Linked DNA regions of Homo sapiens: region 2 is linked to region 1. The links are chromatin contacts, found by Hi-C in ENCODE. All regions are on one chromosome and are shown on one strand. Each heading gives the region's core, a stretch centred on a gene start or an enhancer-like site at or near the end of the contact. The rest is flanking DNA. Distances are from core to core; before and after follow the strand shown. Region 1 overlaps PEX5L (peroxisomal biogenesis factor 5 like). Region 2 holds the start of LAMP3 (lysosomal associated membrane protein 3).

Evidence for each region. A loop is a pair of places that touch in the nucleus more often than their neighbours do. Pooled maps may share reads with other maps.
Region 2: a map with no recorded cell type shows a loop between it and region 1 (14-fold over the local background). The contact joins the promoter of LAMP3 here to the enhancer-like site in region 1. A Hi-C loop is called at or near these places in 2 of 37 single-sample maps with no recorded cell type and 4 of 50 pooled maps.

What each region holds. Positions count from the first base shown.
Region 1 is chr3:179,960,330-179,963,221 of GRCh38, reverse strand. The region is part of intron 2 of PEX5L (peroxisomal biogenesis factor 5 like); the gene reads left to right. All of the region lies in intron 1 of LOC124909463 (a long non-coding RNA gene), which reads right to left. Among named protein-coding and RNA genes, the nearest start is that of PEX5L-AS2, 64 kb to the right of the region's middle. RefSeq lists a silencer at 1,259-1,308. Within about 2 kb of position 1,626, at least 2 of the 41 ENCODE cell types and tissues checked have a DNase peak (open chromatin) inside an H3K27ac peak, as active enhancers do.
Region 2 is chr3:183,161,363-183,164,225 of GRCh38, reverse strand. It overlaps LAMP3 (lysosomal associated membrane protein 3), which reads left to right and starts at 1,492. Exons shown (of 6, transcript NM_014398.4): 1 at 1,492-1,619. The coding sequence starts at 1,571. RefSeq lists a silencer at 1,282-1,491 and an enhancer at 2,104-2,313.

The DNA of each region.
Region 1 (2,892 bases), core at 377-2,876:
CATTGTTGAGTAACAAGCACACACCTAGCTCTCCTCTACCAGTCCATCTTCCCCAGTTTTCCAAGCAGTAATGCAACTAACTCACAGGGCTCAGTTAAAAACTGTAATCACCAAGAGAGACATCATGAGTCACCATCTCAAGTTCAACAAATATCTGAAATGCTATCAGGTATCTTTACTTTAAGATATTAATATTCAGCCTATGTTCATTACATGCAGCATAAAAGAAAAATACTAGACTTTCAAGCTGGAAAAATGTATTGCTGTTAAGTCATTTTCAAATAGCCCATGTTTTCTTTCTTTTTAATCTAATAGGGAGAAGTGCTGGCACAATGTTTAGTCAGTGAGAAAACAAATGCATAATTGAAATGACATGAGCTGACAGGTTGAGTGTAAAAATGATGTTATATATGAAAGTAACAGTCAGAGACAGTAGTACTTAAAATTAGACTCAGCCATTTGGTAGAGAAATTGAAAAGAAACCTATTCAGCCTTTTATTGTGGAAGGAGTGTTGCCGTACTTATTTATTTTTGCTGTTGATTTTTAAGTAGGTTCATCTGATCAAAATAAGAACTGTAAATATTAGATCTGGAAGGAATTTCAGAAGATAATCTAATCCAGTGGATTAAAAAATTAAAAATTCCATCCCATGGAACCCATTTCTAGTCACCTTAATAGGGGAAGGAGTGTGTATGATTATGGTGATAGCACTTAAGGAACAACTTAGGTGTATAGATAAACTTTGATGAAAAGATATTGTTCTAAGAAGCTTAATCATATTACTTGTTATAATCAAAATAAGTTAAGCAAGTCTTGGAGTAAAAAGGTAACTTGACTGGGTTCACCAGGTTACTTCACATCACAGGCAATATTTGAACTTGGGATCTGCAGCCTCTAGTCTTGAGTTCATTCAGCCACTCCTGTAACTGCCTTTCTAAATTATGATACTTCCTCTCCTTTCTTCCAAATGTCCCATGTTGGTAAGATAAGCATAGTAATCAAACCAGAATAGTCATTTGAGAAAAGTGTGTATTTCAAGTGCACAGCTAAAAGTCTATTTGTCTGATAGATTTTTATAAAAAGATGTTTATATTAGATACCTCCTAACTCTTCATAAAATGGTTCTCACAAACTTTGTGACATCTTCCCAGTATCCATCAGGGTATAGATATTAAAGATTTTTAAAGTAAACTTTGAAATCTCCTAAACTACTCTGGGATTAACAAAGTGTTTCCTCCCTGTTGACACAGATGGTTTTTCTACAGCTCATCTCTCAGGGCCTCTCCACCTGGTTCAGTTTATCATCTCCCCCTCAACTGGCCATGGTGATTGTGAACCGTATCGACAGTTCAGCTTTCAGGCCCATCCGTTTTGAAGTCAGCTGCCAGTGCTTTTGTCTAATGAACCATGCAGGTGAACTCGGTGATTACTGATTGAATCAGCGTCTATTGTCAGAAGGGCTTTGAAAACCAGTTGTGAGTGGAAATATTTGTCCCTCAATGATTTATGTTATAAATTCAATTTTATCACTTATAATAAAAATGACAAAGGATCAGGAAGACCATACAAAATATTTTTCTTATTTTCATATTTAAACAACAGGGAGAGTTTACAGAGTAAAGTTCCCTTTTTCTCTTCGACTTTGGACTGAGATGCCCACGCTCTGCCATTGCCCCGACCTTGTCATTCTGTGGTTGCGCTTTTACTTCTCTCCATCCAGACTTTACAGTGCATGTCTTTTCTTCTCTGCTCAGCACCACTCTCTGATCCCTGCCTCTGGAACGTGTCTCTTATTCTGACACTGCATATATAAGGTTTGACAGAAATGCAGTTCTTGCAAACCTGTTTTTTTTTTTATGCTCCATTGCTTTCTTCCTTTTCTCCAAAACAACTCTAGAATTCTGTCATTTCCATTTTTGGTTTAATTTTTCACATGGTTTACCCCCAGTTGAAATGGGTACCACTTCCTTCCTGTCTTGTGATCTAGGAAACACACACACACACACACACACACACACATACACATACACAAGTGATCATTCAATACAATTGTTATTTATTCCTCATCGTATTTTTTGGCCAAATGATCTCATTCTTGAAATATATGAATAAGTAACTTATTAAAGAAATGGAAATGGTGAGAGAATGTACCATCCAGGCTTTGTGCTGGATGTTCTGAATAGAAAAAACATTCATTCATCACTTTGTTTTCTAACAAAATTATCTCATTTGTATAATTTGTGAATAATTAACTAATTTTGTTGTAGAAAAACACTAAGCATAGAAGTTGTTTTCTTCCAGTCAAGGGTTGTTCAGTTATCACTTCCCTGCATTCTCAGCTTCTCTCTTTAAACTTTAAATGTGTCCCCAAAATTGACACATGAAATTTTATGAACTATTGGAGTAGTCCCTGAAAAAAATGAGCTATGTTGCATAAGTTGATGGATTTCATTAATCAAATCATTTACTACAAGATAAAACATATTGAGCTCATAAACAGGTTAGATATTGTTAAATTTTTAAGCTAAAAATGTAAAACCTTGTAAACTTTGCATTTTTTAAAAAAGGAAGCAACTTGTTTTTGTCTAGATGAATGAGCCATTTTAATTTTGCATCCAGACTCCAAGGAACTTGAGTTAAAATCATACCCTTGGATCAGGACTTTTATGAACAACAGTAGCAATACCCCATGGACCCCAACACTGCTTAGCTTACTGGTGAGCACCCAATACATAGTGAGAACTAATGTTTCCCACTGTCTCCCAAATAAAATGCAAACTCCTCCACTGGGCTTGCAGGCTGTCCATTGTCATCCAGCCCCTAACTACCTCATTGTGCTTATCTAATGCCCCCTCAACTTCATGCCCCATTCATACTGAACACCTTGAAGC
Region 2 (2,863 bases), core at 243-2,742, 3.2 Mb before region 1:
TTTGGAAGGCCGAGGCGGGCGGATCACCTGGGGTCAGGAGTTTGAGACCAGCTTGGCCAACACGGTGAAACCTGGTCTCTACTAAAAATACAAAAAATTAGCCGGACGTGGTGGCGCACATCTGTAATCCCAGCTACTGTGGAGGCTGAGGCAGGAGAATCGCCTGAACCCAAGTTTGCAGTGAGCCGAGATCACGCCATTGCCCTCCAGCCTGGGCGACAGAGTGAGACCCTGTCTCAAAAACAAAAACAAAAACAAACAAACAAAAACAAAGAAAGAAAAAGAAAAAAGAAAATAAAAAAACACACTGGGAGTGGGCATTATTATGTCCGTTTTACAGCTGAAGAATCCAAGGCTCCTAGAGGTTCCCCGACGCCGCACGCCGGGGAGTCGGCAGCGCGAGCTCCCAGCCAGACCTAGCGCCTCTGGGCTGTGCTCCTGTTGCTTCCCGCAAACCGCGGTCCTGGCGAGGCCTGGGCGTGGAGCGCGGCTGCCGCAGACTCCCTGGGAAGACATGGAGTCAGGGTGCTTAGGGGTTTTTAGGCTCCTGCTCGCCTAGTGGCTGGCTTTCTCCCGGCTGAGAAGCGTCTCTGGGTTCCCAGAAAGGTACCCGAGCTGTTAGAAAAGAGGAGACCCTGGGCCGGGCGCAGTGGCTCACGCCTGTAATCCCAACACTTTGGGAGGCCGAGGCGGGCGGATCACAAGGTCAGGAGATCGAGACCAGCCTGGCCAACAGGGTGAAACCCCGTCTCTACTAAAATACAAAAATTAGCTGGGCGTGGTGGCGGGCGCCTGTAACCCCAGCTACTCGGGAGGCTGCGGCAGGAGAATCGCTTGAACCAGGGCAGTGAGCCGAGATCCCGCCACTGCACTCCAGCCTGGCGACAGAGCGAGACTTTGTCTCAAAAAACAAAACAAAACAAAACAAAACAAAAGAAATAAAAAGAAAAGAAATAAAAGAGGAGACCCTGGCCGGGCTCGGTGGCTCACGTCTATAATCCCAGCACTTTGGGAGGTCGAGGCGGGCGAATCACGAGGTCAGGAGCTCGAGACCAGCCTGGCCAATATGGTGACACCCCGTCTCTACTAAAAATACAAAAATTAGCCGGGTGTGGTGGTGCATGCCTGTAATCCCAGCTACTCGGGAGGCTGAGGCAGAAGAATCGCTTGAACCCGGGAGGCAGAGGTTGTAGTGAGCCGAGATCGCGCCACTGCACTCCACCCTGGGCGACAGAGCGAGACTTCGTCTCAAAAAGAAAAGAAAAAGAAAGGAGGAGACCCAGGGTATGAGCGGAGGAGGCCGGCGCTGCCGGGACCACGCGCGTGCGGTAAACGGTCCCAGAGGCCCGGGCCCCGGCGGCTGCGCCGAGTCCCCGCCCCTCCCTGCTCCGTAGGGGTAGGAGGGGGCCGGCGGAGTTTCCCTCCCCGCCCAGCGGCCCTGGGCGGGCTTTTCGGCTGCTTCTCATAAGCAGGTGGTTTCGTTTCTCCGGCACAGGTAGGTTTCTCTGGCACCGATTCGGGGCCTGCCCGGACTTCGCCGCACGCTGCAGAACCTCGCCCAGCGCCCACCATGCCCCGGCAGCTCAGCGCGGCGGCCGCGCTCTTCGCGTCCCTGGCCGGTGAGTGGCCCTCAGCGCTTCCCGCGGTGGCCCTGACGTGTCGGTCCCCTTTCATCTAAACGCACTCTGGAGTCCCGGGCGCCACAGGACGGGCTGCGGGTAGGGAGGTGTGGCGCGTCCAAGGGCTTCCCAGCTGGAACTTGTTTTCCGTGAGTTACTCAGAGCAGGTGTCAACCCCAAAGACAGTGACACTGTCCCTCGCTTCCAAAAGGGTTCTGGACACCTTCTCAGGGAGAGTTTGTAGAGGTCACTCGGATTTAAGAGATGGAGACCTGAGCTAGGGTTTAGGAATGGGAGTCTTGGCTTTGTTATCCGGGAAAAGCGCTCCTGTCTTGCTTTTCCTTGCATCAGATGTGGTCTGACAGATTGTGCCATTTCAGAAAGGTGTAGGAAGAGTGTCAAAGACTTTTTTTTTTTTAAATGATCATTGTACTTCCCATCCCAGATGCCGTCTGGGACGCTGAGTTTATGATTATTTTATGATCCGACCCTCCGCTTTCTCCAGAGCTTTTCCCCCTAGACATTGAGTCCTCGGGTGCTGTGGTGTTGTCCCTGTGATGAAGTTTCCTGGTTACTCGAACGTCATGAGAGAACTGTCTCCGTCCCTACCGCCCGGCTAACATGCTCAAGCAGGGGGCGCGGTGGCCCTTGCTTGTAACATGAATGCTAGGAATGTTAGGGAAGAGGTGAGAAGGGTCGTGCCAGCTGCCCTTGCCTAGGCAGTTCTCCCCTGCGCCACACTTTCACACTTACAGTTTCAGGTTCTTTTAGGGGACAGAAGAGGAAGTCATCATCACGCTCCACAGGGCAAGCTATTAAAAAAGCAAAACAATCTCAGCCTAGCGGTAACCCACAGTGACCTGTATGTGAGCGCTCCTTGAATGGATGGATAGGCTCAGAAACACAATGGTATTGACAGGCCAGGCGTGGTGGCTCACACCTGCAATCCCAGCACTTTGGGAGGCTGAGGCCGGCGGATCACTTGAGGTCAGGAGTTCGAGACTAGCCTGGCCACCGGTGAAACCCCGCCTCTACTAAAAATACAGAAATTAGCCGGGCATGGTTGTGGGCGCCTGTAATCCCAGGTACTCGGGAGACTGAGGCAGGAGAATCACTTGAACCCAAGAGGCGGAGGTTGCAGTAAGCCAAGATCATGCCACTGCACTCCAACCTAGGTAACAGTGAGACTCTGTCTCAAAAAAAATAAATAAATAAAAATAAAAATACAGTGAGTATTGACAAAT